Linked DNA regions of Mus musculus: regions 1 and 3 are each linked to region 2. A link is a loop called in an ENCODE intact Hi-C map of the cell type or tissue named here. Cell type or tissue: heart. All regions are shown on one strand.

Region 1 (8,000 bases), 300 kb after region 2:
GTATTTCCATGTGTAGCTGGCAGCATGTGCATTATAGGGGAGATAGCGGTGTAGGATTTCCCACATTGATTCCTGAGCCCCCACCTGAAGAATACAGAAGTGTCCACCTCTAGAATTCTGCTTGGAACAGACACACAGATACACACACACACTCCAAAGGCCAGAAGGGTCCTTAAACCTAGATCTTTCAGGATTTGCTCTAAGGAAACTGGGAATAATAATAATAGAAGAGAATCAGTCGGGGCTGGTGAGATGGCTCAACAGATAAGAGCACCCGACTGTTCTTCTGAAGGTCCTGAGTTCAATTCCCAGCAACCACATGGTGGCTCACAACCATCCCTAACAAGATCTGGCGTCCTCTTCTGGAGTGTCTGAAGACAGCTACAGTGTACTTACATATAATAAATAAATAAATCTTAAAAAAAAAAAAAAAAAAAAAAAAAAGAAGAGAATCAGTCACCAGAAATGACAGAGCTTGAATCAGAGTGCCTCCATTACCAGATAGCACTCTTCAGGCATCCCACAGTCCCAGGTAAGGAAAGTTGATGCTACAGCATACTATAAAGACACCAAGTCCTATCACTTCTAACAAATAAATGACTCAATAGAGTCAAAGCTGGTGTCTCTCATTTACAATGGGTCCATAACAGCATATAAACCCTTCCAAGGACCACCACCAAGATGCTGGCCTAGAGCTATGAAGGAGACTGAGGGAGCTGTAATACAAACATACTTCTGGAATTTCCAACTCTGGGTACCAGGACCATCTGCTTTCCTCTGTCGTGTTAACTCCCAGAAATGATTTCTGGTTCCTCTAGTACGTCCCCAGGCGCCAGAGCTCACCTGCAGTGTGTGCTCCTGCGTTGCAAGAGTGTTAATAATACGGATGTTCCGGGTCCGAGCAGACAGTCGTCCCACCTGGTAATTTGCCCCCTTCCACCAGGGTACTCCGAAATCATTGGCCCAATCTGAACGGGGCAGTGGCGGCGGGATATGTACGAAGCGGCCCCGCGGGGTACGGTATCTCATGCAACCAGTGAGTGGATCTATATGCTTGCGAATCTTCAAAAGCAAGGATTTGGAGAGACGGATCGGAGCAATCACTATTTCGAGTTCGAGTTATTCCCCGCCATCCCTCCTCTGCTCTCCAGTGCCGCTTCCACCGACCCCATACCAGCAGAACTTACGTCTCTAGTCTGTGGATCAAACCAGTGACTTATGTCCTGGCCTGCGACCTCCAGGATGGGTTTCAACAGTAGGTCCCCTAAAAAGAAACAGAGGCCGTCAATGGCCGGCCACCCAAGGGCCAGAACCAGCTCTCCAGCCCTTCCCTACCGTGTGTCCCTTACCTTTGAATTCCTCGACAAGCGGTGTTAGATTGTAAACAAATCCCAGGTAAGACACCCATAGGTCCTCGAGCTGGTTGTGTTCCGCTACTTCTGACGGCGTGAAATACCGACGTTGAAAATTATCCAAGTCTGGCCCGGCTACTAGGCCCCGGCGCGGCATGGCTCCTGGTCTACAAGAGGCACAGGCTCCCTCAGCTACCTTCTCGCTCCTCCGCAATCTTAAAACTATCAGGTCCAAGAACTACCTGAAGTGCGTTTGTCGCTGACATGGAAACCATTGTCCCTTTCCGGCCACCGGCCACAGTAGTTAGTTATACGTAAGTAGGGCGGGGTTTGGGCTGCGCGTGTCCACCGGAAGCATTCCGGATTCCGGCTTCGAGCCTACTGTGGTTGAATTCATTCTTAGAGGAAATGAAGACAGTCCGTTTCATAACGGAGTGTAGGCTAGATGAGTTAGGGGTAACAGAAAGTATCGACGAGGAGACTAGAATAGAGGGTTTTTTAATCACCAGATTTCAGGCGTTTAAAAGCTGTTTAAGCAATTGCAGGTAAAGTTCTCGCGATATTCTTCTCGTAGCCCAGTAGGCATGTAGGGACCTGGCATGAAATAAAATCTCGCGAGATCTGCAGTGGCGGAACCGGAGGCGAGGAGGAATTGTGATCTCACGAAAGCGCTTGGGAGCACTCGCGAGATCTGACGCGCCGATCCCCCAAAACGCTCTTAGGAAGTTTAAGGCCCAAAAGAGGTCCCAGGGCCAATGGCCGGAGCTGGGCCGACCATGCTACTACGAGAGGAGAATGGCTGTTGCAGTCGGCGTCAGAGCAGCTCCAGCGCCGGGGTTAGCGTGGGCTTGGTTTCTGGACGAGCAGTCGGGGAGCGACACCGGGCGGGGAGGGGAAAGGGGGTGGCGAGGTTGGAAAGGAGAACTACAATTCCCAGCAGCCCACGGGCTTCTGGCAGCGCCGCGAGGGCAGCTGGGAACTGTGGTTCCTTGGGCGTGCTGCCGATCCTAGGTGTCTGAGTGCTTGTCCTGCCCTAGCAGGACTCTGATGGGGAACAGGAGGACTCGCCGGCCACGCGTGCACGGCAGCAACTAGAGGCATTGCTCAACAAGACCATGCGTATCCGTATGACAGATGGAAGGACACTAGTCGGCTGCTTCCTGTGCACTGATCGCGACTGTAATGTCATCCTGGGCTCTGCGCAAGAGTTCCTCAAGCCTTCTGGTCAGTGTCCAGGGAATACACACCTACCTCCTCGGGAATGCGGCGGAAATTCACTGCAAGGCATTTCCTCTTGCAGGCCTTACTGCACCCCCTTATTTTCTGGGGGCGAGACGGATGTTTGCCTGCTGTTCTGATACTGACTTTTTTTTTTTTTTCCAGATTCATTTTCTGCGGGCGAACCCCGTGTGCTGGGTCTGGCCATGGTACCAGGACACCACATCGTTTCTATTGAAGTCCAAAGGGAGAGTCTGTCGGGGGGCCCGTATCTCTGACCACAATTGCACTTCTCTTTGAGACCATTAAACCCTATGACCAAAGTGGCCTGTGTCTGTGTGTAGGTCCAATGTCAGGGGAGGGCTAGCACACCCCACCCTTAGAGGTTCATCAGAGTTCAGGAGCTTCCTCAACCTGCCCCAATGCCTAGAAGAACCAAACCCTCCCTCAAGTTAGGAGCTTAAGGCAGCAGGCCCTAGGGTGGGCCCCTCCATCTTCCCTCCCACGCTCCTGCTTCAGTTTCTAGCGGGAAGCGGTGTCATCCTGCCCCGGAAGATCCATTGTTTCCCACCCCGGCCTGGCAACACTCAGTTCCTTTAAGCTGGGGTCAGAGAACGGGCTCGGGTCCCCAAGGGGAGCTGGGTAGGCAGCCGAAACAAGGCCCTCTCTGCGCTATTAATGGGGAAGTGACTTTGGGGTCAGGGCCAGACAACTCTGGGGTCTGATCAGGAAGAATGGACTAATGCGATAAGGAAAAGGCAGGATGCTGAGAGATGCTCTCTGATTTGCCCATTTGTAGTCTTGAGGATTCGTTTCCTACTCCTGAGCCCAGTGCAGGAGCGATTGGATATGTGCCACCCCTGTATTCACAGAGTGCATTCATTTTATAATTTTTTTTTATTATTTGTGATGGCTTCTCTCTTATTTGTGTGAGCCCTGTCCCTCAGTCCTGTAAATTTTGGAGGAGCTGCACCAGCAAAGGAAGGCACAAGGTCCAGCTCTCTTATTTACAATAGGGAAGGGAAAGAAGATGTGCAGGGTCCAGCCCAAACGTTCAGGAATCAAATGTGAATGACGTTTCTGGGACATGGGAATTTTCGCCAGCTCTACGTCCACATTCAGCTGTTCCATCAAAGGGATGGTAGGATCCGGCTCAGGCCGCGGTAAGGAACCGGCTTGGGCAGTACACCCCTGGGCTTGTTTCAAGTCCTTGAGAGACCAGGAGGGCAATCGACAGGATTCTTGACTCTAAGCACCTCAGACCCAGACCTTTCCCGGTGTGGGAACAGACCGAGAACCTGGTGAGACTGGGATTTGCTTCGGCTGTGGGATGCGCCGGCGCCTGTAGAGGGCTCGGCTGTAGGGCACGAGGCAGTCGGCCAGGCGGAGGCGCAGGCAGAGGCGGCGGTAGGTAGCCAGGGCAAGGACAAGCAACGGCACGAGCAGTAGGAATCCAGTGACCAACAGGGCTGTGAAGCCTGGGTCCCGCAGATGCGAGGTGCAAAGGGGTGCCTGAGAGCGCAGAAACTGTGCGGATAAGAGACATCAGAATGGGCCACTCTGCCCAGGAGGAAACAGCCCAAGTGGGGATGCAGTGGCTCAGACACCCCCCCACCCCCGCCGCCCACACACCACTCACGCATACCCCTTGGTATGCTTACCTGGGAGTGGCAGAGAAAGCCGAAGCCTAACATGATGACAGCAGGTAGCAAGATGGTCCCCAGCACCAGTGCCAGCAAGAGGAGATTGAAAACAGCCACCAGCAGATTCTGAGCCGTTACTAGCACTGCACAGGCCCAGCAATCTAGGGGATCCCGAGGCTCTGGGCCGCCAGCGAGAACGGGGCGCTGGGCTCCGGGGACCTCCGCCATGGCCTGGTTGGTTCCCGCCCCACACGACTGCAGTCCTTATAGCCCTCTTTCCTGCCCCTCCCCCGGGGCAGTCTCTCTGCACCCCGCCCCCCACTACCTTATCCTGGAATGCGGCTCTGGGATTAGGCATCCCCATCCTAAGGGGCAGACTGTGGGTCTGGACATTCCACAGGCTCCTCTGAGGAGGGGCTCCCCACCTCCGGAGGCTGCATCGCCCTCCCCTTAGCTCCTCGACCCTTCAACTGATATGCTTCACAGCCATCATCAAAACACAAGGGTCTCTTTTTTTTTTTTCCTGCTTTTATTTTTAATAATATTCTCACACAAAAATCACCGAAAATAGGGTAGGAATGGGAAGCCCCCCTCTGCCCCTGGGGCAGAGAGACAGTGCAGTGCGAGGGGGCGGGACTGTAAACCCCCCCACCCCTCCGCAGCCCCAGCGGGGGGGAAAAAAACCGAACTAAGAAAATGAAAATAAAGCCCCAGAGAAAATCACCCCAGGGTGTCCCTGCCCCAGAGAGGCCCTGCCCTGGGATGTTTCACGCCTTAAAAAAGGTGTGTGTGTGTGTGTGTGTGTGTGTGTCCAATGTTTTTAAAATGGCCGAGGCTGGGGAGGACAGGGTTTCTTTTCCTCATAGTTCTTTAAAACTTTTTATTTTATTTATTTATTTTTTTTACAAAATACCATTTCAGTTCCCACTTCTTCCCCTACAGTACAGGAGTCGCTCACCCTCAGGTGGGGTCGGGGTTGGGTCGGGAGTGGGGGTACTGGTCCAAGAAAGTGCAGGACGTAGGGGAGGGGAGCAGGTTTGAGCACCATGAGAGCCCGGCTGGAGCCGCGGGCGGGCGGAGACAGACGGGCCAAGCCCGGACATACTGGGGCGCAGGGAAGGCCCAGGAGTGGGCCTCCCAAAGAGGCAGGAGGGATGGCTTGGGGATGTAAGAGGTCGGGTTTTCCCAAAAAAAGAGAAAAAAAAAATGAATAAATAGAGGTGAGTGGGACTGTTATAAATTAAAAACCAAAAAACAAAAAGAACAAAAATACGAATCATAACCAAGTGAATAAACAAGAGACATATACAGGGATCACAGCTAGCATTGGAAGTAAAAAAAAAAAAAAAAAAAAAAAAAAAAAGGAGGTCCAGGGGTAGGGGTAAAGCCCATAGAGAGAATCTCATTAAAAACCTCGGCTGCCGAACGTCTATGTACACAACGAGCCGCGAACGTCTGCGCCGGCGGGCGGCGGGCGGGCGCGCGGCGGGCAGGCTTGAGGGAACCCGTATGTGACCCCCGCCGCCGCCGGAGCCTGGTCCTTGTGTCTGTTGCTAGAAAGGCCAAAGTCGGTGAGGGGAGGCGCTGGTGGGCGAGAGGCTGCCAGCCCCCTCCCCGTCTCCCATTTTTTTTCCTTTTTTTTTCCTCGTATTTGTTAAAAAAAAAACATTTTTTTTTTCTTAATAAATTAAGTGAGGGGAGCTGCCAATAGGGTGGAAGGGCTGGGCCCGACCCCCTTCCCGGCCAGAGGCGGGACCTAGGTCCAGCCCAGGCGTGTGCTGGTGGCCCCGCCGCGCCCAGCGTGGGCGGGCGAGCGGGGCGTCCGGCCTCATCGAGACGTGCTGGCGGGAGCCTGCGGGGAGAAAGTGGGCAGCTTCAGTGGTGGGCGGATGGGGACCGGCCGCTCCCGCGCCCCCTCTGGAGCCCAGGCGCTCGCTCTCACCAGTGTGAAGGCATCGTAGGCCTGCGCCAGCTCCTCCGTGCGGTACTGCTCTAGCACCACCACGCCCTGTAGGCCCGCGCTGCGACGGCGCGCACAGCCCTCGCAGTGCACCAGGTACGTGTTTCGGCTGCCATTCTCACTTGTAACGAACAGGATGTTGAACACCTCCACCTGGCCAGGAGAAAGCGGCTGTCACTAAGAAGTCACTACTACTGTTAGGTCTCTTCCAGGCAGGGGGAAGAGCTTGCACACTTACGTCGCATTCGTTGCAGTAGTAGGCAGGCTCGTCTTTGACACGGCCTTGGTAAGCGATCTTCTTCCCTGCCCGCACCAGGCTCTCCCGCTGTACCTGACAGTGCTTCATTGACTGCAGGAGGCAGAACCTGAGCAAGACCCAAAGGGTGGGTGTTGAGACAAGGCTCCAGCGGGGTGCCAAGGCTGGAGGATGGCAGATGGGCAGGGGTGGAGCTCCAGAGACCCTAGCCCCACGGACTTCCCTGGGCAACCCTCCCTTTCTTTTCGTTTCTGAGTTGCATTTCCCGTCTTGAATATGTCACACTTGACATTTCAAGGTTTTGTGTGTGTGTTTGGACCACAGGAAACAACGGCTATGAGATGAGAGCAGGGCTTCTGTCATGTCCCCAGCACAGTGACACTTAAGGTCTTAAGGACATGCTGCAGACGCAGGGGAAGAATGGGGAGCCAGGAAGAACAAGGGTGGGGAACAAGCCAGGTGGGACGGGCTGGTAACCAAACAGGGGTCTCACTTGATCATCTTGAACAAGTCAGGATCGCTGATCTTGACCGTTCGAGCGACGTTCCAGGACACATGAATCATGGGCACAATGGACTTGACGTTCTTCACCTCGTTCCACTCATATCGCTCCAGGGCCAGCTGGTACTGATAGGCTGTAGGCCAGAGGAAGTCATGCAGGGGTCTCAACCAGCCCCCGGCCCCTTCTTCCCTCAGACTCTGATTCTCCAGACCCAGTTTTCCCCTCCAGGGTTCGCTCCTCATACGTACCCCATGATGACCCGACCCCAGCCTCTTACCGGTGAGGGGCCCCACGTTCCAGGCAATGTTGTTGCACCAGCCGGTAGCCTGCACCCAATGTACAGTCCCTGCATTAATCCACACAAGGTCTCCAGGGCGCTGCACGAAGCGGTAAACAGGAATATTGGACGCATAGAGGTCATCCAAGATTGGCCACCAGGAACCAGTCAAGTAGTCCACACCATGCCTGTGGAGAGGGCAGTCACAGGGTCAGGTGGGAAACCCAAGGACCCGAGGTGATAGGGTGACTTGCAAGGGGTGATGCGCACCGGTCGCAGAAGGCGCTGATGGTCTCCCAATAGTGCTCATGTACCGCGAACCACTCGCAGTCCCCAGGGCCAATGTTGATGTTGACTGAGCAGAAATTGTTATTCTCTTGGTGGCCTGCAGAGGGAGATAGAACGTCACAGAAGGTCTGATGCAGGCGAGCAAGGAGCGACAACCACGCCCTTTGCCCTCATTGGCTAAGGCCTAAGAGTGCGCGCAGCCAGCACAGTACGCATGCGCAGTGGAAAGCACACCTGGCGTTCGGCTGCCAGGGACCTTCATGTATAGCTGCACGGTGTTCATGCCCAGGATGGTGTGGCCCACGTGGCTGAGCATGTTGCCTGTGGATGTTACCCGCATGAAGGCGGGCAGTTTCAGCAGCTCCTGTAGCTGTGGCTTCCACCTGTGGACACAGGAATGCCGACGAAATTAAGAGGGTGTCCCAGACCAGTACCTAGCAGGGTTGCATCCCAGTTTCACTGGTCTAGCCTCACTGACCTCTTGGCATCAGACAGGTCGATGTT
Region 2 (8,000 bases):
TAGCTCTTTGGTACCTGGCCAGCAACCGTGTACAGTCTGGTGACGGGGAAAAGCCAATGCCAGGAGTTTTAAGACCCAGCTGAGGGAGGGTAAAAGTAGGTCCCGCAAAGAGAACCAGGCATGGGGGCGGGGGAGGGGGACCCCCTTCCTCCTAACTGTCTCTCCAGGAATTTTTGGCTTTTGTACAGGACCGCTGTCGTTGGGTTGGGGGAGGCGCCAAGGCTGTGTGCATGTCCTGGGCCATCAGCCAAGAGAACACGATGTTCCCTAGTGCGCTGGCCGCCGCCCTCTGGGGCTGGCCGCCTCCCAAACCGCTGCCTCTCCAGCCTCCCTGCCCCACATTCCCCAGCTGCCTCGCCCCGCCTCCTGCCTCCGCTTTGACGTCACCTCCCTCTCCTGCCCCCGCTTCTCCATTGACGGCAGCAGAGCCTGGTTACTGTGGGGGACTGATGAGGCCCGACAGCCTGGGCCTTGGGATCAGGTTGGGGCTGTTTGGAGTGCTGAAACCTTTTGTCTGTGTAAATGACAGATAGGGAAGTGGGCGAGCAATGGCTGCTTGGGTCAGAGGAATCACACCTAAATCCTTGAGAGCTGTGGAAAGAGAAAGGGGTCTGGAAAAAAAAAAAAGGACAGCACACGGTCACAACGCAGTACGAGGGGGCAGGAGAGCAGCATCATTTTCAGGAGGAGGAAGCTGAGCACTCAGCCTCCCGTGTCTTTTGTTTTCTGTGTTTCCCTGCTTCTGTTTTTCTGGGTTATTTTATAACAGGTCTGTGTCCCAGCATTTCTATAGAACCTTGTCTCGCCCGCCTCCTCTAAGGGAAACACCATTGTTAAGGAAAGCTTTAGCCACGTGACAGTGAGGGGCGTGCACTTAACAGCTGATTATGTCAGCCGCTGCGTGTTGGCCTCTTCACTTGCCACCTACGTTTGCAGGGAAGCCTGAGAACTACTCAGCCCAGGCCTAGGGAAGGGGACTCTGTCACTGTAGCTCTCCTGGACCCAGACTGGCATGTTGTCCCCCCCTCCCCAAAATCGAGTCTCTATTCTCTTTTTATGAATCAATGCTCTACTTTTCTTTTGAAAACATAATTTGTTGCCTCCTCTCCTGAGGCTCTCTCTCCCCTACCTATCCTTAATAGAAACAGAGCCATCCTGTTTACCGAGCATCTACTGTCAGTCCTGACGCTGAGACGTACTTACCTTACTGCTGAGAATACAGTAAATGAGACAGATGGGCTTGCTGCTGGGTTCATGAACCTTGGCTTTTGTATTCTAAGCAGCAGGAATAAAAAGCCCAATAAAAAGCCCTTGCCACCCAGCCACCCATCCTTTTTCTGCCTACTGCTGCAACTGCCCTCTCTGCTGCCCCTTTTGTAGTACTGGCTTCCTGGTCCCCACTTTTGGGGCAGCCCTAAATGTGGGTGGCTGCATCCTCTGCAGAGGCAGCACTAGTCACCAAGTAGGCTTCCTGGAGACCTTTTCTCTGATTGGCTAGTGAAGCACCTGCTTTTGTTTCCTTTCACAGTAGCCATTGGCTTTCCCTGTCCTTTCCGTTTGTCCGTATCCTTCCATCACCCACTCACCCCTTAACGACACGTGGGCCCTCAATTGCCCTTCTCTCAGGATCTGAAGGGTCAGAGGAAAGGGTTGGATTCTTTATAACAAGGCTGGGGAGAGGCCAGGGAATGTCAGTCTAGGTTTTTCTCTCTCCCACTTCCCTTGGGTAGCAGACATTTCATTCACCCGGCACCAGGACAGGTGTCTTGTTCTGCCAAGCTGGTCAGTTTAGGAAGTAGGTTTCTCTTGAGCACTTCCTGTGGCCCAGGTATCCTCCCTGAAAAGGGGTAGTTTCCCTCCCTCACTTCCCTTTCATTATTGACGGTGTGAGACATCCTGATCGCATTGGCTGACTGAGCGGTGTCTGAGGCCCTTCAGCCCAGCACCAGCACCCAAGTCCACGTGCAGGGATGTGTGTGACACAGCCCTGACCTCAGTGGGGGCCAGTAGCCAATCAGATGCCAGGAAGAGATCCTTAGCCAACCGGGGGCGGGGCCTGCGGCTCTTCGGGCAGAAGGCCAATGAGGGGCAGGGCCTGGCATTATGCAACCCGCCTCCCAGCCTCGCGGAGCTTCTGGGTTGCGGGCCGAAACGGCAAGCGGATGGAGGGCGCTCGAACGGCCAGGTAGGGATCCCTGCTGCAATCCTAGGGTTAGTCTTTGTCCCGGAGCTTGGCCGCCACTACTTCCAACGTGATGGGTCGCTTTCAGCTCTCAGAGAGCAAAACAATAATCTGCCTTTCCTGTCACTATCCACCCTTCCCCGCCCCTGGGCCCTAGGTGTTCAACTCAACCCGTCACGGGTTGTCTGCGTTTGTTATTCGTTCACCTAATCTCCTCCTCTGCTCCTCCAGAGCAGCCATCCTGAACCTAAGAGACCTTTAGCGAACACGACCCCTTTACACATTGCTCGACACTCGGGAGTCCATGGGTTTGCCCTAGCCCAAAGACCCCCTTCAGGCTTCTGCGCTCCCTGTCTTCCTCCCTCCAATTCCTGGCCTCGTGCCGGTCGTGATGTCAACCGCTTCAGGCTGGAACATCCTGTTCTCAGCGCTAGTTCTTGCTGTTGGCCACAGCCTTCCTTCCCTTTTCTCCTGGCGCTCAGAAAATACTTGGGATGGGGGTGTGGTTAGACAGGGAGTAGAGGAAAAACTATATATGCTGGTTGTTGTGTGTCCCCTATCTATGTGGTAGTAGGGTTAACTAGAAAAGTAAGGGACGAAGGAAGATGCCTGAGTCGTTGCCTATGGCAAGTGGTAACTCCAGTCCTGGTGTTTGGGAGTGGGCAGGGGCTTGAGAAAGAAAAGCAGTGTCTTGATCAGAATAATGTTCGAGGCAAGAGCGAGGATGGGGGCGTTTCCACAAAGAGCAGAGGCCGAGTGGGGAAGCTAGGACTTGCTCCTGGAGTTCCTCTAGTTTGTTACTCTTCACATGGCTCCTAGGCTCTTTGGGCCCTGGGAATTTGTTATGGTGGGTGTTCTTCTCCTCCCCGCTGCCCTGAACCTTGTTAGCCAGTATGAGGGTGTGTTGGCCAGTATAGGACTGGGTCTGTTTCCCACTTCCACGAAGATGGGGATTGGGGGAGGAGTCGTTCCTGCCCTCCTGTGGTCCCTCCAGCAACCGCTGAGCTCAGCGGCTGACGTCGGTTTCCCTGGCGACCGCGGCTGTGGCGGAAGCGCGTGGTGGGGCCAGGCACATCGGCGCGCATGTGCAGCGGGGGTGGCACCGCCCCCGGATAAAATTAGCCCGGAAGCCTAAATATAGGAGGCGATCAGCTCACCCCCTGCTCCGAGGCCTCAGAGTCCCAGACCAGGTGGGGACCTGATGAGAATTTGGGCATAGGAAACCTGCAAGCTTTGACCCTCAGCTACTGTTCTAGTCGATTGTTCAGGCTGTACTCATTCCACACTGGCAAGGGGTGTAAGAGATGGCCTACGAGAGCTGCCTTTCTACCTGTGGTATCCTTAGGTCCCCCTAAGGAAATAGAACATATTTCTATTGCAAGCCCCAGGCCTGAGTCACAACAGTGAGGGGCAGGCAGAGGAAGGACTGGGTGTAGCCAGCAGATGCTGTGGGGTTAATAGCTCAGCTTTTGCTAAACATTCCTTTTTGGTTTCTTTTTCTAGGTGTCGTGATTAAATTAGTCAGCCCTCAGAGACAGGCGTCCTACCTCCTTTATCCAGACCTCAAAAGCCCCGTTGTGCACCCGTGGTGGCTTCTTCACCTTCCCTGTTTCGTCCTCCACTGTATGGCCCAGACATGAGTGGTCCCCTAGAAGGGGCCGATGGGGGAGGAGACCCCAGGCCCGGAGAACCTTTTTGTCCTGGAGGAGTCCCATCCCCTGGGGCCCCGCAGCACCGGCCTTGTCCAGGCCCCAGCCTGGCTGATGACACTGATGCAAACAGCAATGGCTCAAGTGGCAATGAGTCCAACGGACCCGAGTCCAGGGGCGCATCTCAGCGGAGTTCTCATAGTTCCTCTTCTGGCAATGGCAAGGACTCAGCTCTGCTGGAGACCACTGAGAGCAGCAAGAGGTGTGTACGAGTGTATGTGTGTGTATGATGGCATGATGCTGCTGACCACGTGGCCCTCCCTCACCTTAGCCTGTTCCTTCTTTTCTAGTACAAACTCACAGAGCCCATCCCCACCCAGCAGCTCCATTGCCTACAGCCTCCTGAGTGCGAGCTCAGAGCAGGACAACCCATCTACCAGTGGCTGCAGGTGTGTAGGCTGAGGGCTGAGGGAGATGCCTGGGGGCCGGGCCAGACTTCGGGGCTAATATCTTTACCCCTTCATTCCTGTGGGTCCTGCAGCAGTGAACAGTCAGCTCGAGCCAGGACCCAGAAAGAACTCATGACTGCACTTCGGGAGCTCAAACTTCGACTGCCACCAGAGCGTCGGGGCAAGGGCCGCTCTGGGACCTTGGCCACACTGCAGTACGCTCTGGCCTGTGTCAAGCAGGTTCAGGGTGAGTGAGTTGTGCTTCCTGGCAGGGTCTGGCCAGGACTTGGACTACTGTAGGGGCCTTTCTCCTAACTGAATATGGCTTGGATTCCCTTCTCCTACAGCTAACCAGGAATATTACCAGCAGTGGAGTCTGGAGGAGGGTGAGCCTTGTGCCATGGACATGTCTACTTACACCCTGGAGGAATTGGAGCATATCACATCCGAATACACACTTCGAAACCAGGTCAGTTACAGCTTGGGTCCTCAGTTCTAACCCCCCTCCCCGCCCCCCCACCCCCCATTCCTACAGCTCCTAAGTCTTCCCCCGGTCTTGGTCTCATTCTAGGACACCTTCTCTGTGGCTGTGTCCTTCCTGACAGGCCGGATTGTCTATATTTCGGAGCAGGCAGGTGTCCTGCTGCGTTGCAAACGGGATGTGTTTCGGGGTGCCCGCTTCTCAGAGCTCCTGGCTCCCCAGGATGTGGGTGTCTTCTATGGCTCTACTACACCATCTCGACTGCCCACCTGGGGCACTGGCACCTCTGCAGGTATAGTGCCCTCGTCCCTGTGGAGAGGACTGGAAGCTCTCATGTTGTGGGCTCTTCTTGGCTCAGGACAGAGATGGCGCTCTGGTCACTTCCATTCCCTTCTGCTTTAGGTTCAGGTCTCAAGGACTTCACCCAGGAAAAGTCTGTCTTCTGCCGAATCAGGTAAGGAGGGGGTGTAGGAGCAGGCCTCTCTCCTACTCGTCCCTGCTATCTGTAATGTGGTCTGTGAGAAGGGGGTGGGGCAGCTTTCCCCTGGAAACCTCTAATATTCGTCTCTCCCTTGCCAGAGGAGGTCCTGACCGGGATCCAGGGCCTCGGTACCAGCCATTCCGCCTAACCCCATATGTGACCAAGATTCGGGTCTCAGATGGAGCCCCTGCACAGCCGTGCTGCCTACTCATTGCCGAGCGCATCCACTCTGGTTATGAAGGTGGATAGGCTAGGGCCTGGGCCTGGGGGCTGATGGGAGGAAGGGTTCCCTCTAGGATGGGGTGAAGGTCAAGATGAGAGTTTGGGAGGCACTAGCTGAGTCCTTAGGGTTAGAAAAGTATTATAAGGCAGAGGGCTCAGACCCTGCTCCGAGGTAGGGTTGGATGAGGTCCCTGAGCTGTGACAAGTGAGAAAGTGACTCTCAGTGTCATCTCTGGTGTGAGTCACCAGATGACTCAGTCTCTGTGGGCCATAAAGCCAGGTCTGAGCTGGGAGGGAGAGTGCCAGGCAACCAGACTGGAGGCAGAGAGGAGGGAGGGCGGAGGAGCTGGACATCACGGGTGCGACCTATGTGTTCTCTGCCGCAGCTCCCCGGATCCCTCCTGACAAGAGGATCTTCACCACCCGACACACACCAAGCTGCCTCTTCCAGGATGTAGATGAAAGGTAAGGCAAAGACTTGGATGAGGGTGGGTAGCCAGGGCCAAGGCCTAGGTCTGACATTTGCTCCAATTTCAGGGCTGCCCCACTGCTGGGTTACCTTCCCCAGGATCTCCTGGGGGCTCCAGTACTTCTCTTTCTACATCCTGAGGACCGACCCCTCATGCTGGCCATTCATAAGAAGAGTGAGTTCTCCTGGTCCTGCTCGCCCTTCCAGCCCGTCCCCAGGACTCCTTAACTGTTGTTGTGATGGTGTCTCTCGATGCCGTGGTCTCTTGGATATCTCTGTGTATGTCTTTCTCTGCTTTATTCGGCTCTCCCATTCACTGATACCCACTTTCTTTCCTGCGCCCACAGTACTGCAGCTGGCAGGCCAGCCCTTTGACCATTCCCCTATTCGCTTCTGTGCTCGGAACGGGGAATATGTCACCATGGACACCAGCTGGGCCGGTTTTGTGCACCCCTGGAGCCGCAAGGTGGCTTTCGTGTTGGGTCGCCATAAAGTGCGCACGTAAGGGAACTGTGTCTCCACGCTGGTGTTGGGGTGGGTGGTATGGACATGGCATGGGTAGGGAAAGGACTGAGTTCTCCTTTACAACCCCACAGGGCACCCCTGAATGAGGACGTCTTCACTCCCCCAGCCCCCAGCCCAGCTCCGTCCCTGGACTCTGATATCCAGGAGCTCTCAGAGCAGATCCATCGATTGCTGCTGCAGGTAAGAGTTGAGGAGGGCTCAGGAGTGAAGCGGTCAGTCAGGAAGAGGCTGTAGAAACTAACCAATCCATCCTTCTCCTTTCTGTAGCCTGTGCACAGCTCCAGCCCCACGGGGCTCTGTGGAGTTGGCCCTCTGATGTCCCCTGGTCCTCTACACAGCCCTGGCTCCTCCAGTGATAGCAATGGGGGGGACGCTGAGGGGCCTGGGCCTCCTGCTCCAGTGAGTAACGGCTTCCACGGCGCCTTTCCTGTTGTCCATTCCATTGTGCATCATCATTGCCAGTCCCTCGTGCTACTCCCACCCAGCCTCCTTGGTCTTCCTGACCCCCGGGCTCCTGGCACTGCCACCCCAATGCTGCCCAGTGTTCTACTGTCCCACAGGTGACTTTCCAGCAGATCTGTAAGGATGTGCATCTGGTAAAGCACCAGGGACAACAGCTCTTCATTGAATCTCGGGCCAAGCCCCCACCCCGGCCCCGCCTCCTTGGTGAGTAGGTACCACCATAGACCAGGGATGAGGTTCTCCTGGCCTTCATTCCCAACCCATTTACTCTTTTTCTTTTACCCCAGCTACAGGTACATTCAAAGCCAAAGTCCTTCCCTGCCAGTCCCCAAACCCCGAACTGGAGGTGGCCCCAGTTCCTGACCAAGCCTCGTTAGCCTTGGCCCCTGAGGAGCCAGAGAGGAAAGAAACCTCTGGCTGTTCCTACCAGCAGATCAACTGCCTGGACAGCATCCTCAGGTAAGGCCTGTCTGCCATCACCTTCTCCTCGGCCTAGCTTTGCCGGCCCAGGCCCTGCCCTTAACCCCTTTGCTCCATCCACCCCCAGGTATTTGGAGAGCTGCAACATTCCCAGTACAACCAAGCGTAAATGTGCCTCCTCCTCCTCCTACACTGCCTCTTCAGCCTCTGATGATGACAAGCAGAGGGCAGGTCCAGTTCCTGTGGGGGCCAAGAAAGGTAAAGACCCAGTGCATGCCGGGCTCCCCTTGCCCTGCCCCGGCCTGTCCCAGGCCCTTACACTTCTGCCTTAGGGCTCCCCTGCTCTCCCTGCCCTCCTTTCCTGCCTCCTGATCTCCAGGTTCCTCCCTCTAGCCAACCCTTCCCCACTCCTCCCTGGGATTCCCTCTCCCAGGGGCAGGGGTGGTAACCAGTGCCGTCTCTCCGCACAGATCCGTCGTCAGCAATGCTGTCTGGGGAGGGGGCAACTCCTCGGAAGGAGCCAGTGGTGGGAGGCACCCTGAGCCCGCTCGCCCTGGCCAATAAGGCAGAGAGCGTGGTGTCCGTCACCAGTCAGTGTAGCTTCAGCTCCACCATCGTCCATGTGGGAGACAAGAAGCCCCCGGAGTCGGGTATGGGCGT
Region 3 (8,000 bases), 820 kb after region 2:
TGTTTTTGTTTTTGTTTTTCTTAAAACAGGATGTCAAGTAGTCCAAGCTGGCCTCACATTCATGTTTGGTTTGTATCTGAAGCCGGCCTTGAACACTCAGTTCCTGGTTCCATCTCCATGCTGAGTGTGGATTAGATGAGTGCATCTGTAGGCCTGTTTTTCTGAATGTGTATGGATACCAAGTCTTTCAAAATATCCTGCACCAGGCAATGGGTTTGACCCCTTGTACTACCTAAACTGTGCTTGCGCATTGTAACAAATTCCTGGAGTCCTAACACTAAGTGGCAGGGTCAGTGGGTCGGAAGTTTAAGGTTGTCCTTCCTTTATAGGGAGGTTGACTCCAGCCTGGTAGAGACCCTATACTGTCTCCCAAAAGTGGGTGAAGTAGATGAGAAGTGCACTTGGAGTGTTTGGAAGACGTGAACTAGAGTGCCAGGGTAAATAAACACATGAAGAGTGCTGGGGAGGAGTTAGCTGAGCAGGCCAGGGGAGGAGAGTACTACATACACAATAGTTGGTGCTAAGCCAGTCACGGTGAACAGTATTTCCCAGAAAACAGCAAGGCCTGGGTGGAGGGGGCAGAATTAGCAGTCATGGACCTTGGGAGCCTTACTCTTCTCTCGTTTCTGCTTGGCTAACAGATTCCGGGACCCAAAATCCCAGCGGACACACCAGGCTCAGGTGGCCTTTCAGGTGTGTGTGCGCCCTGGCTCCTATACTCCTGGCCCTCCCTCTGCGGCCCTCAGAGAACTTCCTGACCAGCACTTCAGCCCATCGGAACTTGAGTGGGTCACTAAGGAGAAGGGAGCCACACTCCTCTATGCCCTGCTGGTACGAGTGGAATAAGGGGTGACATACCACTACTCCAAGCACAGCCGGGCCTCAAGCCCAGGACTCTTGAATGACGACTGCCTCCACCTCATTCCCGTGACTGAGAGCATGTCCAGTGCTGTCCTGGCAAGGAGGAGCACGTAGGCAGGCTTTGATTTAGAGCAGGTGTGAAGCACATCTCTACATTCAGGGCCCAGCACACTCCCTCTGCTGAGAGGGAGCCCAGCTCGTCTCGGGGTCCCCCCTTCATGCACTGACTTGGGGAACATGACTCCCTATTATTACCCTCCCCCATATCACTTAATTTATTTCCGTTTTTGTTTCTGGTTACTGTGAATCCCAAAGGAGTCTCTCTGTGCCCACATGAAGCTGCTTTTTCCGTGGCCACTGGGCGCCATGGGGAGGGAGTGGGTAAAAGGAAGGGCTGCCCGAGGACGCTGTGGGCCTCTGTACAGTTGTTACTGACTCTGATTTCTAAGGAGCCAATAAATACTGTCTTCAGAGCATCTGCCTCCGCCTCTGTCTCCCGCGGCCTCGCGAGTGAAGAGTTCTAGGGGCTTTATCATCCCAGGCCGCTCTGTAAATCCACATGGAGTTTGGACATCCCGGCACCCGTCTCTAAGCGCTTCCGCCTTCCCTTTCCTCCAATCGGCTGTGCCGTTTGCCGTCGTGACTCCGGAAGGATTTATCCTGGCCGCCGGATATGACGTAGAGGCCAAGGCGCGCCGAAGGCCTCGGAGAAAGCGCCGACAAGGCGGGTTGCGGGGGTTGGCGCCAGGGCTACGAGGGAGGGGCGGGGGCGCGGAGCCTAAGACCCTCGCACGCGCCCCGGCGCTGAGGCAGAGACCCCGGAGGGACGCTGGTGCCCGGGACACGTGATCGAAGTGGCGAGCGGGCGGCGGACGGGCTTCCGCTTCGGCGCGTCGCAGTCTCTCTAAGCTCCCACTTCCCTGCAGGCCCCGCCTGAGGTCTGGCAGTCAGTGAGAGTCGGGTGCCCACTGCCCAAGCGTCACCAACAGCATCATGCCCGCACTCCTGGAGCGCCCCAAGCTTTCCAACGCTATGGCCAGGGCTCTGCACCGGCACATCATGATGGAGCGGGAGCGCAAACGGCAGGGTGAGCCTGGGCCAGAGCGGGAGGACAGACACTCGGCTCAGGGTGGCCCTGCTACCCACGAACTTGCCCCCATCCACGGGCCCAGCTGTGCGCCTGCTGGCGAGGCTAAGAGGGAGGCAGCGGCGCCTTCGGGGTGTGAGTGAAGAGGCCCAGTCTAAGTTCCAGACCAGAACCCTGGGCTGGGAAGGACCTTGGAGAGCACCTAATGAAGCCAAGTTCTCCCTGTGGCTGTGATGGAGTAACTGGTTTTTGCTGGTCTTCAGTCTAACGCTCAGCTTATTCACACCGCCTTGCCACTTCCCCGTTCTGATTCTTCAGAGGAGGAAGAGGTGGACAAGATGATGGAACAGAAGATGAAAGAAGAGCAGGAGAGAAGAAAGAAAAAGGAAATGGAAGAGAGAATGTCACTAGAGGAGACCAAGGAACAGGTAAGTAGCCTCTCCACACTTGTTTCTCGATGCCTTCTTTTCCCTGCTTTAGCTGCTCGTCCCTCTTCCAGATCCTGAAGCTGCAGGAGAAGCTTTCTGCTCTACAGGAGGAGAAGCACCAGCTTTTCTTGCAGCTCAAGAAAGTTTTGCATGAGGAAGAAAAACGGAGGCGAAAGGAACAGAGGTGTGATGAGATGGCTAAAAGTAAAATTGTGCAGTGGCACAGGTGACAATCTAATAGCAAGAGGCTAACTGACCTGTCTTCCTTCCACTCCAGTGACTTAACCACTCTGACATCAGCTGCATACCAGCAGAGCCTGACGGTTCATACAGGAACCCACCTCCTCAGCATGCAGGGTGAGAGGACTGAGGAAACCGCCTAACAGGGGAGTTCTCCAGGAGGTCGCTGCCTATTTTAGCATCGTGAAACCTCTCCCCCTTTCTAGGGAGCCCTGGAGGACACAATCGCCCAGGTACTCTGATGGCAGCTGACAGAGCCAAGCAGATGTTTGGACCACAAGTGCTTACGGTGAGGGAAAGGTTTTTTGATTTTTTTTAACTCTTCAGGCTGGCTTTTTAAGTTACTAGCCAAGACTAGTCTTGAAATCTGATCCTAACTCCATGTCTCCTCCTTCTGTGGATCAGTACTGTTAATCCCAATCATTCAAGAACAAATATACCAAGCATGTGTATGTAGGAGCTGAGCGTAAAGGCATATATATATACATATGGGGTTTTTCCTAAGCAGTGAGCTTTCATTTCCCCTTAGACCCGGCACTACGTGGGATCAGCAGCTGCTTTTGCAGGAACCCCAGAACATGGACAATTCCAAGGCAGTCCAGGGGGTGCTTATGGGACTGCTCAGCCCCCACCTCATTATGGGCCAACACAACCAGCCTATAGTCCTAGCCAGCAGCTCAGAGGTGAGTGTTGTTCTCCTCAGACTAGGGGCAAGAAGAGCAAGAGCATCAAACCCTAACAGATCATCTCCCACCTTCCTCAGCCCCATCAGCATTTCCTGCAGTGCAGTACCTATCTCAGCCACAGCCACAACCCTATGCAGTGCATGGCCACTTTCAGCCCACTCAGACAGGTGAGATCCCCCTGGGCAGGAGCCCTACCTTCAGGAGTCCTACTGCCACCTGCTCATTTCAAACTCTCCTCCCCTCAGGGTTCCTCCAGCCCGGCAGTACCCTCTCTTTGCAGAAACAGATGGAGCATGCCAACCAGCAGACCAGCTTCTCGGACTCAGTGAGTATGGAGTCCTGGGAGGCCAAGGTGCTAAGATGAGGGGAGCCCCAGGATGCCTCCCTTTAAGGTCAGCTTTGTCTCCTAGTCTTCTCTGCGGCCCATGCACCCCCAAGCTCTGCATCCAGCCCCTGGACTCCTGGCTTCCCCCCAGCTTCCCGTACAGATACAAGCAGCAGGGAAGGTAAGGCTGGCAATCAAACCTACATATACTACCAGGGAAAGACTAACCTCTTACTGTAACTGTCCCCTCCCCCTTGTGCTGAGTGCTGGAATACCTACCCACTGATAAAACTCTTATCATTACCAGTCAGGCTTTGCCACCACCAGCCAACCTGGCCCCCGACTCCCTTTCATCCAACACAGCCAGAACCCAAGATTCTATCACAAGTAACCACCAGAGAGCTCCAGCCCACCCTCCATCCCTCAGGCTGGGGTCTTATGTGCCCCAAACCAATAAAATGTACAAAATGTACCCACCATCATGCCTGAGTGCTGTTTATTTGCTTCCTATCCAACTGCCTAAACCACAAAGGCTACTATGAAGTCTCAGCATTTCTAGATTCTAAAAGTACCTTTCAATCAACAAATAAACAACTGAGTTGGGGGCTTCATATTAAACTTGTAGTTTTATTCAGGTTTGATTTTTAACAAATGTGTCAGGGAGAGAGCCCACAGGAAAGGGTAAAGCCCGTGGGGGCAAGGCCTTCCCAGATGCCTGAGGAGGGATCGTGTCCCCTCCCCCCCTCCTCTTCTCACCACCCCTACAGGGGTTTGGGAAGAGACACAGGCAGGGAAGGGGCTGGTCCCCAGTCTGTACAGTGGTGCTTGGGGGTGAAGGACTATGGAGAACAGGGGACCAGATCGGGGATGAGTAGGATAAAGGGCACAAGACCATTTACCAGAATCCAGCTTTCTGATTCCAAATTGAATTAAAAAGAAAAAAAGGAGAGGGGAACCTAAACCACAAGCAGTACCCAACTCCCTTTCCCCCATCAGGGCTGCGAGAGAAGAGGCAGGGAGTTTCACCAAGGCCATGGCTCCCTCATTCCTGGCCAAGGGAGCTAGGTGAAGGGCAGGGTCTCCCCGACAGTTTGAGGGGGTGAGGAAAACCAAAATAAAACGTCAAATAAATTTGAATAGGAGTCCAGCCAAGGGCCCAGCCAGAGCAGAACCTGGCTGGGGGAGGGGCCTCTGTAGGCTCATGGATCACTGCTGCCACCACCGCCACCCTGGGCAAGAGAAAGAAATCATGTTTAAGATATAGGATGTAACTTCAACAGTAAGTGTGGGGACAGTGGGGGGTGCGTTCTCTCACCTGGAAGCCGGTTATTTTGCCATGGCCTTGATTGCAACAGCTGCCTCCTCTGTCATGGCAGACAGCACTGTGATCTGGAAAAGCAAAATGACAGTCCAGAGATGCCTTAACTGAAAGACTTCGAATTAAGGATCAAAGCAGCATACAAAGCAAGGAGGGGGCATCGTACCAGGATCTCTTCTCCACAGTCATACTTCTGCTCAATCTCCTTGCCAAGGTCTCCTTCAGGCAGACGAAGGTCCTCTCGTACCTCCCCACTGTCCTGGAGCAGGGATAGGTACCCATCCTGGATGCCAATCAGCTGGGAGAAGTTAAAAGCAGGTACAAGTAGGTTAAGTATAAGAGAATGGACAGACCAACTACAGTGACAGCAACTTCCTTCACTCCACAGCCTTTACCAGCTCCCTCTTTCCCCACAAGGTGCAGTCAACACCGCCCCCACATACACACTCTTCTAAGCCACCAATCATCTTCATCCTAATAACATACCTGGAAGTCATTCCGTTTGATGTTGGGGACATCCATATTATGAGTTGACGGGCAGATATCTTCATATTTCTTCCCAGTAAAAATGTCAATGCCAACCAGATGGACCTGTGTACATATATCATAAAGAGAAACCCAACAAATCAATTTTTGAAGTATGAGACAAATGTCTGTGTCACTTACTGCCTGAGAGGTGAGCGTGCCATGTTATGGGTAAAGATTAAGGAATTATAAATGAACCAAGTGAGAAAGATATACTAAAGTCTTCAAGGTCTTAAAAGATCACATCTGAAGGTTAGCAAGTGAGGGAAGTCAGTCTCAGGGAACTCATTTACATCAAGTCTCAAAAACTGACTGGCAAGACCTGAGGATATCACCCAACTGCTCACAACACTTGCCCAGCAGCACAGGGCGTTGGGTCCGATGCCTAACACATAAGCCAATCATGGTGACACATGCCTGTAATCCCAGCACTAGAGAGGTAGAGGTGGAAGGAAGTTCAAGTTTGACGGTACCCTGGAGTACATGAGACCGTTTTATTTTATTGGGGAAGTATCTGGGGAAAAGTTTCTTGGACAAACGTGGACAAGTGGAATAGGCTGAGAAAATGAAGCAAAGGAATGTAAAAGATCTGAAGACGATAACCCAGGAGAAGAGCAGAGGGACTGTGCAGTCAGTATGCAAGGAAAACAGAAGAGGAGCACGCCTTATATTTAATGTCAACAAAGGATAGGAAATATAACACAAAAATTTCAACTAGTCAGAAAGTCTAAGCTAAGAGAAAGAATGCCGTCTTAAGTAAACCAAAGAACAGTGGACAGTCAGCAGAAGGTAGAGGACATTGAGATTTATCACAACCCCAAAGGGGAAGCCAGAATTTGAAGGAGCAGCAGCAGTGATTAGAGAATGCAGACTGGAGCACCCCAAGAATGCTGCCTTGGGAGGAGGGGTCCTTGACTGGAGAAATCCTGGACAAGGAGCCCAAGGTCAAGAATAAGAAACTGAATATACAAACCAAAAGAAAACTAGCACAAAGAGGGAGGAAAAAAACATAGCATGACAGGTACCCTACAGAAGAAACTGGGAACAGTTTAGTTTTAAATTGGAGCAAAAAACTGGGTGCTGAACAAAAGGAAAACAGCAAAAGGGGTCAAGACTAGAGCCAACAGTTCACTGCCCAGAGTCCTAGGGGTGTGGGAGCTGCAGGGAAGGCAAGATGTTGAGAGGTGATTCTAACCTTGGCATGGCCATGCTTGCCAGTCTTCGAAGTAGACATCTCGACGATCTTACATGGCCGGCCTTTGAGCACCACAAAACCATTCTTACGTAATGCTGAGCACTGCATTGGGAAGGTGGCTGAGGCCCCTGCATCTCCTGTCTCGAAGTCCAAATCATCTGCCATTTTAAGAGGCTTCGATTCCAACTAAAGCCAAGAAGAGAACTAGGGTCAGTAACGATGGAGGTTAAATGAGATCGCTGATCTATCCCATTCCTCCCTAAAACACTGATCCACTTCCCCTTCATTCATTACCCACCTAAATAAAGTTGCATTTCCTGCTTTGAAACTGGAGTCAAACATATTGAAGAGCTTGAGTATTGGGGGTAAAACAGCTGGGGATCCCCTGGGCCCCCACAATGACATCTAAAGTTGTGGCTAGGGAAAGGAAGCCTCCTGGGAGTTGGGATGCCAAATCCCAGAGATGAGGAAAGGGCTACTTCCCGGGAGCGAGTAGGACTCAGGTGTTACTCGCCACTGAAACCAACCACCCCCTCTTCCCCACACTCTGCCAGGACTATAATTAGGTGAGCAGCAATGAGCCAGCTGAAGGGCGGGGCTAATGGAGGGGTGGAGACGGAGGACAAGGCCCCACCCAGTTGTTACACCACCCCCCCACCCTGTCCACACACAAGCCAGTCATTGGTACAGGAAACCACAAGGCCTCTTTGGGGGATTCCCGCCTCCAACGTGCACTTGCAGATGCAGTCAAGGGAGAGAAAGTAGTTTCCTAAAGGATCCCACTGCCAAACATTTCGATCTCAGTTCCCGAAGGGAACTCAGCCTTTTGTCGATGGCCCTCCCACTTTTCCCAGGATGCACCAGTCCTGTCGGCTTTTCAGGCCCAGCCTGTACAGTCAGTAGAAAGTGAGGGGTGGTGAATGACAATAAAATGAAAGCAAAAGATTCGTAGTAGTAATAGAAATCGTACTAGGCTGGCAGAGTAAAGGACTTTAAAACACAGTAACTCCCAAACAAAACACGACAGGGAAGGCACTGGCATGGTGAAGATCGAAGATCACCGCAGGGGAACTAGAAGCTCACTACTTTCAGGCGCTGTCGGCATGGGCCGAGAAAGAGTTGGGCATCAGTCCAATCGCCCTCAGTTTCCCCACTTTTCCCGGTTTCCCCAGCAAAGCAGTACCACTTACATCTGGCTGGACGTCTCACTTCATATGAAGACTGAGGGATGAGCTCCAGAGGCCCATGAGGCTGGGGAACACTAACATATGCCTGCAACGGGCCCTGCGGGATGAGTGAGACCCAAGGGTAGGGTCTCTCCCGCACGCCAAAATC

The links. Peaks named below come from ENCODE experiments on the same cell type or tissue, not always from the same donor. Only the 100,000 strongest peaks of a DNase experiment are listed, where the experiment ranks them.
Region 1: it touches region 2 in a loop (3-fold over the local background); 3 of 42 quality-filtered maps call a loop at or near these places.
Region 3: it touches region 2 in a loop (3-fold over the local background); 2 of 42 quality-filtered maps call a loop at or near these places.

The regions. Positions count from the first base shown.
Region 1 is chr11:69,393,785-69,401,784 of GRCm38, forward strand. It overlaps Cyb5d1 (cytochrome b5 domain containing 1), which reads right to left and starts at 1,562. Exons shown (of 4, transcript NM_001045525.2): 1 at 1,350-1,562; 2 at 1,188-1,264; 3 at 844-1,062; 4 at 1-84. The coding sequence starts at 1,509. Naa38 (N(alpha)-acetyltransferase 38, NatC auxiliary subunit) reads left to right here and starts at 2,007. Exons shown (of 3, transcript NM_030083.2): 1 at 2,007-2,188; 2 at 2,393-2,576; 3 at 2,736-2,887. The coding sequence starts at 2,108. The coding sequence ends at 2,848. It overlaps Tmem88 (transmembrane protein 88), which reads right to left and starts at 4,450. Exons shown (of 2, transcript NM_025915.4): 1 at 4,232-4,450; 2 at 2,732-4,097. The coding sequence starts at 4,441. The coding sequence ends at 3,828. Kdm6b (KDM1 lysine (K)-specific demethylase 6B) reads right to left here. Exons shown (of 24, transcript NM_001017426.2): 17 at 7,975-8,000; 18 at 7,731-7,879; 19 at 7,479-7,593; 20 at 7,209-7,396; 21 at 6,923-7,064; 22 at 6,412-6,538; 23 at 6,156-6,326; 24 at 4,724-6,065. The coding sequence ends at 6,042. In heart, CTCF peaks have their summits at 3,941 and 7,601 (motif pointing right); DNase peaks (open chromatin) are centred at 2,007, 2,307, 3,167, 7,657 and 8 weaker places; H3K4me3 peaks cover 5,777 bases; H3K27ac peaks cover 5,778 bases.
Region 2 is chr11:69,096,824-69,104,823 of GRCm38, forward strand. Per1 (period circadian clock 1) reads left to right here and starts at 2,126. Exons shown (of 23, transcript NM_011065.5): 1 at 2,126-2,185; 2 at 3,686-4,093; 3 at 4,182-4,280; 4 at 4,373-4,527; 5 at 4,628-4,749; 6 at 4,852-5,053; 7 at 5,164-5,215; 8 at 5,341-5,483; 9 at 5,851-5,929; 10 at 6,002-6,108; 11 at 6,281-6,434; 12 at 6,530-6,638; 13 at 6,726-6,857; 14 at 7,019-7,124; 3 more. The coding sequence starts at 3,819. In heart, a CTCF peak has its summit at 3,166 (motif pointing left); DNase peaks (open chromatin) are centred at 268, 2,018, 2,578, 3,268 and 9 weaker places; H3K4me3 peaks cover 4,936 bases; H3K27ac peaks cover 4,663 bases.
Region 3 is chr11:69,912,486-69,920,485 of GRCm38, forward strand. Neurl4 (neuralized E3 ubiquitin protein ligase 4) reads left to right here. Exons shown (of 29, transcript NM_001013414.3): 29 at 642-1,339. The coding sequence ends at 846. It overlaps Gps2 (G protein pathway suppressor 2), which reads left to right and starts at 1,535. Exons shown (of 10, transcript NM_019726.5): 1 at 1,535-1,948; 2 at 2,267-2,376; 3 at 2,448-2,560; 4 at 2,654-2,733; 5 at 2,823-2,905; 6 at 3,146-3,299; 7 at 3,380-3,469; 8 at 3,548-3,627; 9 at 3,713-3,808; 10 at 3,935-4,109. The coding sequence starts at 1,855. The coding sequence ends at 4,018. It overlaps Eif5a (eukaryotic translation initiation factor 5A), which reads right to left. Exons shown (of 6, transcript NM_181582.4): 2 at 6,666-6,851; 3 at 5,432-5,536; 4 at 5,112-5,243; 5 at 4,943-5,016; 6 at 4,227-4,856. The coding sequence starts at 6,830. The coding sequence ends at 4,954. In heart, a CTCF peak has its summit at 3,429; DNase peaks (open chromatin) are centred at 626, 916, 1,486, 7,276 and 1 weaker place; H3K4me3 peaks cover 5,569 bases; H3K27ac peaks cover 4,157 bases.